Regions from separate parts of the Homo sapiens genome. Here region 2 is linked to region 1. The links are chromatin contacts, found by Hi-C or POLR2A ChIA-PET in ENCODE. All regions are on one chromosome and are shown on one strand. Each heading gives the region's core, a stretch centred on a gene start or an enhancer-like site at or near the end of the contact. The rest is flanking DNA. Distances are from core to core; before and after follow the strand shown. Region 1 has its middle 210 kb from the start of RBMS1. Region 2 has its middle 72 kb from the start of TANK-AS1.

The links. Hi-C counts contacts between places; a loop is a spot of excess contacts on that map. ChIA-PET counts read pairs that join two places held with the same protein, here RNA polymerase II (POLR2A). Pooled maps may share reads with other maps.
Region 2: a loop to region 1 is called in a map with no recorded cell type, with 15 times the contacts of the local background. The contact joins two enhancer-like sites. A Hi-C loop is called at or near these places in 4 of 37 single-sample maps with no recorded cell type and 1 of 50 pooled maps. POLR2A ChIA-PET finds 5 or more read pairs at or near these places in 1 of 52 experiments (MCF 10A).

What each region holds. Positions count from the first base shown.
Region 1 is chr2:160,700,220-160,706,545 of GRCh38, forward strand. No RefSeq gene overlaps it. Among named protein-coding and RNA genes, the nearest start is that of RBMS1, 210 kb to the left of the region's middle. Within about 2 kb of position 4,077, at least 4 of the 41 ENCODE cell types and tissues checked have a DNase peak (open chromatin) inside an H3K27ac peak, as active enhancers do.
Region 2 is chr2:161,085,306-161,091,325 of GRCh38, forward strand. No RefSeq gene overlaps it. Among named protein-coding and RNA genes, the nearest start is that of TANK-AS1, 72 kb to the right of the region's middle. RefSeq lists enhancers at 1-207, 5,492-5,621. Within about 2 kb of position 3,511, at least 2 of the 41 ENCODE cell types and tissues checked have a DNase peak (open chromatin) inside an H3K27ac peak, as active enhancers do.

The DNA.
Region 1 (6,326 bases), core at 2,827-5,326:
ACATTTTGATGTGAATTCCAAGTGGACTGAACTTGTAGAGCTTTAGAATTTCATCTATCACTTTGCATTTCTCTGATTTTGGGTTATATGTCACCATTAATCATAAAAATGCAAGATCCCTTGAAGTGTGGCTACTTGGGCTCCTCTGTGGAGTTAAAAGGGCAAAAATGAACAAACCAATAAACACATCAAATTGATATCTGAGCAAAATGATCGAGATTTATGTCTCAGAATTATTTAGAATTTTATATTTTCAAATATTTTCTGGGTGGTTTAAGTACAGCATTTTCTGAGGAGTGTGATGTGACTTTCTGGATTACTTTACTCTGCCTCCATGAGGAAATTTAGCAGTGTATGTGGAATCTGAAGCCCACATCTGATCTCCCTTGGGTTTGCTGCCCTCAATATAGCTGTCACCACATGCTTAATGCTCCTTTGACATCCTGGTCTCCATATTGTTAAGACAATGAAATAGGCAATTATATAAAATAGAAATATTTGTGGAACACATAGCTAATGGTCCAAATGGAATGTGAGTTATTTTTATTTGTAAAAAAAAAGTTTCTGTAATTCTCTTACTTGATATTTTTTATTGGTTCCTCATTGGCTACATCTGAGGTTCTCAGATTCAGGTTCATGGAATGAGAACCATTCTGTGATAAAAGTTTCAATGTATCGAAACTTAAAAAAAAATTGTTGGGGCTTTTCTGTTCATAGAAATAAATTGACTACTTTTAAGGGACTGTTTTTTTCTGCGACTTACGTCCTTCCTACTTTCTGGTATTTTTTAAAAACCATGTTCTAAAATGAAATGCTGATGTTTGCAAATGTATGTTTGAAAAAAATGATTTAATTTGGCAACATAAAAACTTGGCCATCTTAAAATGTCTTTGAAATTCACTGGTCTGTAAAATCCAAAAGTCTAGGAATGACTGCCTCATGAGATGATGATTAACTTCTTCTTGTGGCATCTAAGCCTCTTCGCAGTCTGGTCCATGCCTATTTTCCAGCATCATTCTTCACCATTTTAAACCCAAGAATTCTGGGATGGAGACACACTTAAAGAGTTGTATTACATACTTCCACACCTTGTCCTTCTAAAAATCTCCTAATTAGCTTTCAAACTCGGGAAAAAAAGTCACCTCTTCTGTGAAGCCTTCCCTGATAACCCCATCTAGACTTTCTGTGAAGAGATTGGTTACCCTGTTTTCAGCTTTCACTGCTTCTAGGTATGGCACTAGCCAATGATATAAAGATGTGTTTGCTTGACTGCCTCACATAGGGTGAAATTCTTTTTTTTTTTTTTTCCTGGTTTATTTCTTTATCCCCTGCATCTATGCCAATAGTTTATACGTAATAGGTGCACAATAAATATATGATTGGATTTTGGGTGGATAATCAAATAATATCTTGCAAAAGTCCTGCTATTAATTTATTTGGTAATTTATAAAGAAATACTGTAAGTGCCTATTATTAAACAGGTTCATTAGGCATCATGATGGTTGCATTGTGTAAAATATAGCCTTTGTTTATAAACTGCTTATAATCTAATTGAGGAAGGCAATCCACAGAGCAAATGTTATCTAACCAATACACAAAATGATCAAAGACTAGGGCAGTATGTATTATGTGCAATCAATGGAGATGATGTAAAGGAAGTACTGGGGTGAATGTTTTCTACTTTTTCTCCTTGAATCCTCCAGAGGCTTCGAGGAGGATGTACAAATATTCTGAACGCTCTTTGCCACATAGCCAAAGCCACACAAAATTGGGACTCCCATTCTCTTTCCCAAAGCTGTTTCCTGCATTCACTGTGCAACCTCTTGACTTGTTTGCCTATTTATAGTCTTGCTTCATCCCTCATGCTTGACACTCAGAACTGCTTTTCTGTCTCTGATGCTTCAGTTTTCCCCTGCCACCATCTGTAATTGATACTTGCTGGTTGGTTTTGTAGCCTCCCGTAAAGACCTAGAGTAAATAACCCACTTGGCATTTTCTTTCTTTCTTTCTTTTTGACAAAAAGTTTTTAATAAAGTACTTCTTTATTAGCAAAAAATAACCAACTTTTTTTTACACAAAAGTAGTGTTTTTCATAAGAATTAAAGATTTCTCATAAGCATAAAAGAATAAAAGGTGCTCATTTGTATACATGTGGAGCATCTTTAAGATGTTCAAAGTAAATTAAAATGTGAGTCTTTCTGAAGTGAGCTTTGTTGCTTACATGAATGCTTGATCACTGACATGTTCACCTGAGGGCAAAGGATCTACAATTTACAGCAATCATGCAGAAATGGGTTTTCTTTCATATGGATTCTACTTGGTTCTGCTCTTATACTTTGTTTTTTATTAAAAAAATTAAAATGTTAAGTGGAAACAAACAAAAACTAGGAAGGCCCTGAGAAGACTGCACCATGAAAATAGCATCATGAAGAGGCTGCCTGAATTCTACACCATAGATTGAATGAGAACCGCTTGCTGCCTCTGGGTCTTCACTGGCTTATGGGTAAATTTAGGGGAGGAAGAGATAATTACTAAGATGTCTTCTCAATTCTCAAATGATTTGCAGAGATGTTATATTAATTTTTTTCATTTTGCCTACATATATGCTTGATTTCAAAACTTCAAACTCTACAGAAGTAAATAAAATCTTAAAGTGTTTTTATTTATGTACACCTACCCCTCACATAAATGCATACACTTACACACACTCCACCCACATTCATATTCAGAAATGTAAAACACTGATCCTCCTTTACTTGAACTCACTCGTGGAGTATCTCTCAGACTGTGTTCTCTAAGTCCATGGAAAAACACAAAAATAACTTTCATTCTTCCTACTTTAGTCTATGATAAGCAACATACAAATATTACTTGCAGAATTAAACTTCATAGAATCTCAGTAATTATTTGCAAGTAAATAACTAGTTTTTTTGAGGTGGAGTTTTTCACTCTTGTTGCCCAAGCTGGAGTGCAATGTCGTGATCTTAGCTCACTGCAACCTCTGCCTCCTAGGTTTAAGCAATTCTCCTGCCTCAGCCTCCAGAGTAGCTGGGATTACAGGCGCATGCCACCATGCTCAGCTAATTTTTTTTTCTATATTTTTAGCAGAAATGGGCTTTCACCATGTTAGCCAGGTGGGTCTCGAACTCCTGACCTCAGGTGATCTGCCTGCCTCAGTCTCCCAAAGTGCTGGGATTACAGGCGTGAGCCACCGTGCCGGGCCAATAACTAGTTTTAATTCTATTTGCAATAAAGTAAAAATAATTTAAAGGTCATTTTCATCTTTATTCAAGTCTTTAGGTTTACTTTGTTTTTTAAATCAACTTCCAAGCAACATTTAAATATTATTTTCTTTAACTTAAACCAATTTTTACCCTGCTTTCATTTGCTTAGATGCGACATAAGCCCCAGTTTTCTACTGTTTTGTTTTTGTTTTTGGATGAAATCTTAGTTGTTTAATGAACTTCAATATTTATATTTAGTTAAAACTCTGCTATCATTTATAACCAGATGAGACAGCCATGGAAAGATAAATTGATAATTTATGCCTCTTGCATTAGGGAAACAGTTCTTGTATTTACAATATGCTGAGCACAGCAATTCCCTGCCTAGCCTCCTAATATTTGTGTACATTTTTATGGAGGAGTGTGACTTTCAAATTAAAAATGATTTGTTGCAAGAATATTGACTAGGAAATGCATCCTGAGAGAAGACAGCAGAGAAGAAGTAATGAGATTTTTTTGCTACCCCTAGCCCTGGGCTATTCAATAATTTTTCTTCTTTAAAGCTAAGAGGAAGAAAGAGAGCCTCAAACTGAGTGGCAGATGTTAAGTCAGGAAATGGGAAACTCCGCCTTCGCAAGAGCTTGAGTCGTCTCCGTGACCTCTGTGGCCTCGTTGAAAGGCTTTCTCTGAATTGAATGACAACACGGAGGCTGAGGGTAAGATTGCAAATCAGAGAACGTGGGTATGAATGGGAAGCTTTGACCCCTGCCCCTTGGGTGGTAGTTCAGACCTGGGTTAGGGTGAGGTGTGGAATTGCACTTCCAGATTGCAGCCCTGCCAGGAAGGTTTTTGCAATGCTGGGTGGTCTGGTAGGGTTTGAGGTCCCCCCACCAAGAGAAGAACCTAAGAAACTTTGCCTGCTCTTACCCTGGTTTCTGCTTGGCATCTCTACTTCTATGTTTCAGTTCTTCTTTCAGTACATCCAAATTGGCATCCGGGACTTGAGCACCATATGGCCCAGATGTTTTCTAGAATCACTGTGGGCATGCAAACAGAGACCACTGCCAGGGAGCCACTCCTACCTCATACTTCAGAGCATTTACACAATGATGTGGCTCAGAACAGATATAAGGCCCCTGCAGAAAGAGGACACCAACTGGTATGAACATGAGAGGGACAAAGAAAACAGTTCTGAACACGGTCTTTTAAGGTGGGGCTTTTTATGCCATTTTTTGTTTAAGTATTGCAAAAATTAACAAAACAGAACTGTAATGATTTAAACTTTTTAGCGGGAAATTCAAGAAATGTTTTGTTTTTATGTATTTTTTTTAAAGATGAGAGTTACCAAATCTAAACAACTTTTAAAATCTTCTTTAATAAAGTTGGTCCATTTTTCTCAAAACCTGCATCTTTGACAATTTATCATACATTGAGCTCTTCTCTCTCTCTTTACTGCATTTATCCAATTCATTTGATCTCTTCTTCCCTTATCGTTGCTTGTTAGCCAGGTAACCCTGGGAATATGTGCCTTTTAGCAACTTTCTGTGCACTTCCTTGTGTGTAACCTGCTGCCAAGCAGACAAAAATTATATTTATCACATTGGGGCAGGTTTTCACTACTGATAAGTATCAGCTGTCTAGAGAGCAGGTATGGAGAAGTTATAGGAGCAGCCTACGGAGACCAAAAACACACGGAGAAACAAGGGCTGCTAAACGGACATTTCCCTCAGAGGGACCAGCATGTGTTCCCAGCCAAGATGAAGAAGACACAGAGGGTGGGGGGAACTCTAAGAAAGAAAGGGGTTTTCAAGGGAGGGTGAGGGAGAAAAGGAGACAAAGTTAGCAGAGAAGGGAAATACTTTAGGTCTCAGAATGTGGCATCATAATTTTATCTGAAGTGATTGGGCTTAGAACAATAACACTGGCAAAGCCATCAGCTACTAGGAGGTTTCTTGAGGGATAACAAATCCTTTTGCTTTGATCAGGTTCTGTTGATTTTGGAAAGGGGGTGAAGTACGTTCTCACCCGGCGGGATGGGGTTTACTCCAGGGAGGCCCTTGATCACTTACTGGTATGCGTTTATCAGAATCATTGTCATCATTGTCATCATTTTCACCTTGTTTATTTGTCCATCACTAGGGATATAATACCCAGCATCATTCCTTTGTGTGTGTATTTATGTGTGTATGCAGAAGAAGCATTGATAGACTGGAAAAAAGAGATGAGAGGGCTCAGGAGGTTGAAAAAGCAATGAAGTAGGCACAGTTAGTGATGAGACACTGGGATGAAAGTACTTCAGATTTCAAAGGGTACAATTTCTTGTGATGTCCCCTTTTGGGGTGTAGCCAGGGCAATGCGAAAGCAAGAGTGGAGGAAAGACAAAAATTATTGAGAATCAGCTGGTAAAAAAGCTTCAAGATGGCTATTAGTATATCTTCTTTGGAGAAATATTTATCAAGTCCTTTGCTAATTTTTAAATTGGGCCATTTGCATTTTTATTATTGAACTGTAAGAGTTCTTTTTATATATTCTGGATACTAGACCCTTATCTGATTTGCATATTAGTTTATCCTGTTCTGTGGGTTGCCATTTCACTTTCTTAAAAGTATCCTTTCATGTACAAAAGTTTTAAATTTTAAACAAGTTCAATTTACCCATTTTATTTTTTGTTTCTTATGCTTTCAGTGTCATATCTAAGAAGGCTTTACCTCATCCATGGTCATGAAGATGTACTCCCATACTTTCTTTTCTCCTTTGTTTTTTATTGACACATAATAATTGTACATATTTATGGGGTACAGTTTTGATACATTTAAACAATGTGTGAGAACCAAAGCAGAGTATTTAACATGACCATAATCTTATACATTTATCATTTCTTTATGGTGAAAACATTCAACATCCCTTCGTCTAGCGATTTTGGAATATAAAATGCAATATTGTTAACTGTAGCCACACTTATTCTCATACTTTAATAATTTTATGGTTTTAGCCCTTATATTTAGGTATATGATGCATTTTTTAAAGCTAAAATTCAATTCATTTATCTTTTTTTTATAATTTCAACTTCTGTCTTAGATTCAGAGGGTACACGTGCAGGTT
Region 2 (6,020 bases), core at 2,261-4,760, 380 kb after region 1:
GAGAAAACAAACCGTCTCTTCCTGTGTCTCTTTCTTAGAAGCAAGGAAACCTTTCACAGAAACCCCCATCAGACTACTCCTCAAACCTCCTTGGCCAGAGCTGAGTCATGTGACCCTTCTTAAACCAACTGCAGGCAAGGGGGAGGAGATTAACATAATTGTCATAGACAAATCAGCCTTGTGGTCAGCTTCCCCTGAAACACTTGGAGGATGGATATATGCACACAATCTGGTTCTGCTGTGAAAAAGGACTGGCAGGCTGGGGTGGGGTGGGGCAATACATATGGCGTGAATGTTGGGTAAGCAATCCTTTCTGTTCCAGTCCTCCATGTTGTTAATGATATGGAAAGAGGAAAGATTCTTTTTAAAGTAGTAACACACTGTGATAGATGCTAATGATATCAGAGTGGACAGAACTAAATCTCTGTCCTCCAGGAGCTAACAGTTTTAAGAGAGAAGATACACAAGTAAACATGCAACTACAACATAAAATGTTACATCCTGGTCCCAGGGAAGTTCCTTGAATGGGGCACTTAATTGGCCTTGATTCCCAAAGGAGGCAACATACAACTGGGGCCCAGAAAGATGAGGAGTCAGCAATTGAGAGGCGAGCATATCTGGAGAACCAGCAAGCTTTCAGTCTGGAGGTGAAAACAGGATAGAGATCATATAGGGCCCTGAAGGCCATGCCAAGGAGCTTATATTATCCCGAAGGCAATGGGACTCCAATAAAGGTTTATAAACAAGGAAGTAACATAATCTGATTTCCTTTTTAGAGCATTTCTTCTATCTTCAGAGTGGAGAATGGATTGGAGGGGTTCAAGCCTAGATTTAGAGAGAAGACTTAGATGTTTTCACAGTAATCCAGGCTAAAAATACACAAATTAGAAGATGATTCAAAGTTCATGACTTAGGCAACTAAATGGATACTGGTACTATACACAAAGTTTAGTTTGGGACATTGTGAGTTTGAATTGCTTATGGGATACCTAAGTGGAAATATGCAGTAAATAGAACTCTTTGATTAGGCTTCTTATGATTATAACAATTATTAAATTGCTGCTAAATAGCCTCCAGAAAATCTCAGCAAATAACATTAGTCATTGCCAGATTATCCAAGCAGTTTTTTCTTTCTAGCTGACATGATTTGAGTGATACGATGAGAAAAATCATAGCAAATGTTTTACATGCTGACAAGTTAAACTAATAGATATTTTTAGATGTTGTGTAAGAAAAGAGCTCTTGGTTAAAACTGATGCTGACATTTAAAGGCTCTCCATAAACTTCAGAAATGTGTAGCCTTAGACACAAAGCCTAGTAGTTTAGAAGTAATGCTTAGCATCTAACCCATGCTTTTTCAACTTTGCTTTCTGTCATGAATTGCCATTTATTATGACCATCTTTCAATATCTTTAAATAGGCTTCAAGAACATGGTTTTTAATGGCTGAATTATTTTCTTTCATATTGTATAATGGAAATGGTATTTTACCAAGCAACCTTCCTTTCTGTGACAGTTCAGGCAATTTCTAATTTTTTATAATATAAATAAATGCTGATTGAACATCACTAAACATAAATACTATACAAACATGTTTTCTTTAATATTTTCATTTTTCCCAATCAGCTTTGTTAAACTGTGGGATTGACTAAGAGGTTCTTTCTCTTATTCTGAAACTGCAACCATCTCAGAGGAAACAGCCTTGGATTTGGTACTAGAGAACCAGGTTCTAGTCTTAGCTTTTTTTTTAAAAAAAAAAAAAAAAGAAAAAAAACTCACGGTATTGATTATGGCCAATTTAACTTCCCTAGCCCTTGGTTTTCTCTGTCCAAATAACAAGGTTTTACTAAATAGATCTCTATAGGCCCATTTACTAAGTAGAACAGCAACAACAAACATTTTGCAAACAGTCTAATGATCTCAGTAAATAAGGTTGTAAAATCTGATCTCAGAATATGTCTTGGTGGTCTTCTCAAAGCTTGCTTTCTTTGACAAGCTAGCATCCTTCCCATCCATGTAGATAGATTCTGAGGCTTAGACAGGGTGGACCCTGGAGGTAGTAGGGTGGTGAGGTGGACCCTGGAGGTAGTGGGGTGGTGAGCTACCTAGGTGATCAGGTATAAATAGACCCCTAATTCTCTACCTCCACCTCATTTATTCCACCATTATAGCTTTATTGCTTACATCTTGACTTGCTAATAATTCCAGAAGAAAAATCATAATCACAGCCTTCAAGACGTTAGTCCTCTAGTTGGAGTAGGAATCCTGGGTCCACATATACTACTCTGGATATAAAAAGGCAAGAACCCCTTGGAAATTGTCACAAGACAAGGTCTGTCAAGATGCAAGAAAATTAGATGGTACAACCATAAGTCACTTGACTTCATTTATTCCCCCTTTCCTTCACCATCACTCAGGGGCAATCAAAAGTGAGTTTTAGCCATTTTTCTTAATGCCAAATTTTCAAAACCTTTCGTTAATCCCCCATTTAAATCATAAGAGGCAATATATCTGTTGAGCAAAATACCTCAGCTATGTTTGATTGACAAATTTTGTATAAGACATCTTTTTCATCTGGAAAAAGCAAAGCAAAGTATTAATAACACACACACAAATGATTCAATGAAGTCCAAAATTATCTTACAGATAATAGGGTGCCATAGGTATCTTCGATTCCTAAGGACCTTTGCTTTGCCCACTATTTACTTATTATAAGCCAGCAGATTTGCAATCACCAAGTATCTTGTGACTCTCATGACAGAACACAGCACTGCAGCAAGGATTTGAGGTGAAGGGCAGGCAAGCGCCATCATGCTGAGGCTAGCCAGGGTAGGTCCCAGGGGAACCTCACCCTGGGATATTACTACATCTCAAATGTATACTACTCAACTCTTAAACCTTGAAAGGTTGTTGAAATATTTGAAATATTAGTGCAAGGTTAAAACCAAGTATTTTTACTATTTTAGAGAAGGTGAATTGCAACATATTTACCCAAACAGACTCAATTTAGGTCATACGCAGTGGTTCACAGCCTTGGCTGTCCATTAGAATCACCTGGAGAGCTTTTAAAACTCCCAAAGCCTACGCAGCATTCCTAACCAATTAAATCAGTATTTCTAAGCATAGGAACCAGGCATCAGTATTTTTTAACGCTCCCCAGGAGATTCCAATATATAGCCAAGACTGAGATTCACCGATGTAAGATTTAACTCAGGTAATATACCTTTGGGCTTATTGTGCTTATTTGACCAACACTGGGGCTCATTGTGTTTATCTGACCAATATAGAGCCAGAACTTATAGAAACCATTGACGAAATGACTCCCCCCAGAGACACCTAACTCTTTTGGCTCTCACTTTCTTCCTAGGCTATCAGGCATGGTGTTTGTCATATCCCAACCTGAATCCGCAACTCCCTGCTTGACAGTCCTGAGGCTACCCCAAGGGTTCTGATGCACCTCATAACATCTCTTGTTTTTTCTCAGTCTACTGTCAAACCACTTAGCTCAGAATTCCCAGAGGCCCCAAAACTCTCACTTCCCTCTGAAACACTAAAGTCAGCTAAGGTTGATGCATGTACGTTGATGTGAATCTTCTGAGTAGTTTTGGTTTTACAAGGCATTTAGGAAAGTCTAGGGCCTGGCAGCATCAAGGCATGGCTATGAGGTGGGGGGAATGGGAAGAATCTCTAGAACTCCCTCAGTTTTTAGCTCCTCTCCTTCCCCTATTCTTTAATATGTATAATTAACACTTTCTGTTTTATATATCTTACACAAGGTGCCATAAAAACAGTTTCAAAATGCTAAAATGATTTCCTGGGCAAAAAGGCAAGCACCCACTCTAACCTCCCCACTTAGTCACCTACACCTTTCTCCTTGGGTGTAGATAGGTGTCACAATTGAAAAATAACACACTTGAATTGTCTTGTTAGGATTTTTTTCATGACCAATTTATAAACATTCAGTATGATTTCGGCACAACTGGCCTCCCAAATTCAAAGCCAGAATTTCTTAAATGTTGCGGGTTGTTTTTAAAGTTAGAATGACTACAGCTACACCTACATATTTAGGAAGAAGATAAATGTTATTTGTGTGCTGCAATTGTGATAAGCATATTGAATACAATGATTGTCAAGCAAAATTTCCATGTGCAATTTCAGACAACAGACTCCAAAATGTGACCATATATAATCACCCCTTTTCTACTACATTATGACAAAACAGGTAGTTGAAAATCATGTTTTATTCCTATCTCAGACAATAGGAATCTTAGTAAAAAAATCTATTTTGTTTAAAGAACAACTTCAGTTTTCTCAGAGAGTCACTGAACCCAGATTGGTAACTCAAACTCAGCAGCTTTCTATTTCTGTCTGGTCTTTCATTCTCTAGCTTTGTTTACAGGCTAAAGTTGCTGCAATTGGGTCTTCTCACTTCATCCCTTAGTTCTGTATACTGTATATATCCTGAATCATCTAGCAATATAAGACCACATTGGTCCAGTTCCTGACAATTTACCTATTATGCCTGTGTGCTGAATTTTATTATCTTAGGGAATCCATGAGCTTCCATGATTATGACTTGATAAAATTACAGCTCAGTTCAGATCTCAACAACATGGAAAGAGGTTTGCAGGGTTTGTTTACAAGTGAGGATGCCATATGCTCCTCTAAGAAAAAATATGCTAATTACCAAGGAAGAAATGAGGTAAGAACATGTGCAATTGCTGCAGACCTACTAAGTAAACAAGCAAGATACTTTCTGTGCAATGGAAATAAATGTGGTGAATCCATCCCCTGTGTTTTTATGTTCAGCTGACTCTACACAGAAAATGTTGAAGAGCAAGAAAAGGCATTTTCTCATAGTTATGTATTATATGTGTAGATTGACATATTTCATATTTGAGGTTCAAACTGGCCCAAAGCCTTATGTGGGTCCTTGTTTATTTATAAGGTTATAAAGCAAGATATTAAATGTTTAAAGCTGTATACAATAACAACCTGAACTGAGTAATTACAACTACCCAAAGTAGGTTTTTTTCTGCTTTACTTTATGGTTCTTGAACTTGCTGCTCTTCTCCCAGGTTTCATCTTCACACCAGCACTTGTTGCTGGGGGGAAATGTTAAGTTCATTCAATCATTTGTCTTCAAAATAACTGCAGGTGTTTGAACTCAGCTCTTGAGGGTTTTTTCTTCCCTCTAGCTGGTGTGTGAATATAGATAAAGCTTTAAGGAAAGAGAAAAAAATAAAAAAGAAACTATACAGCTTTTTCACCCAACAACACATTGCCAGGAAATGCTGGCTCGGTGAGTGGTGCCTCTAAGCAGAGCTTGCATACCAAGACAGCTTCCTCCACACCAAACACGCTACCCGCGGATCCCCGCTTTTCAAACACAGGCATCCACATGGAACTTCCTCAAGAAGAGAACTCAGGCAGGATGTCTAATTACCCATTTATAAATTGATATCCCCACAAGTTAGGATCTGTACTGGCAATCTATAACAAGGGCCAGCCACAGCAACATTGTAAAGTAGGCAAGTCAATTTTGCCTCTGTTTTCTTGACAGAACTAAAATAAGGAAGAGATAGGCTAGCCTTTAGCAAATGGCCCTTTGATGAGGTCAAAACGTTTGGGAGCCAACTCCACCTCTAGTCATTTTAGTCCAACATTACAAGAACTCCAAAGGGGCAAACACTTGACATTTAGCCATGGGGTACCCCAGGAGACAGAGAGCTCTCCCAATCACCTTAGATCTCCATAATTTATCTACCAAGGACTCAGGAAGATGTACAACTTTGGAACCACATAGTTCAAATCCTATTAGTTACATAGCACATATAAGTCCCAGCCTCAGTTTCTTTGTCTTTAAAATGGAGATGATCATTTTCCAACAGCAGCATAATTATTTGGGGGATATTTTCTTATCATTTATTTACCTCTGCCCAGAGAGAGGACATAACACTCACTAAGCTCTCTCCTTCCCAGATGGTGAGTGTTGGAAAGAACAAATACTGTCATTATGTT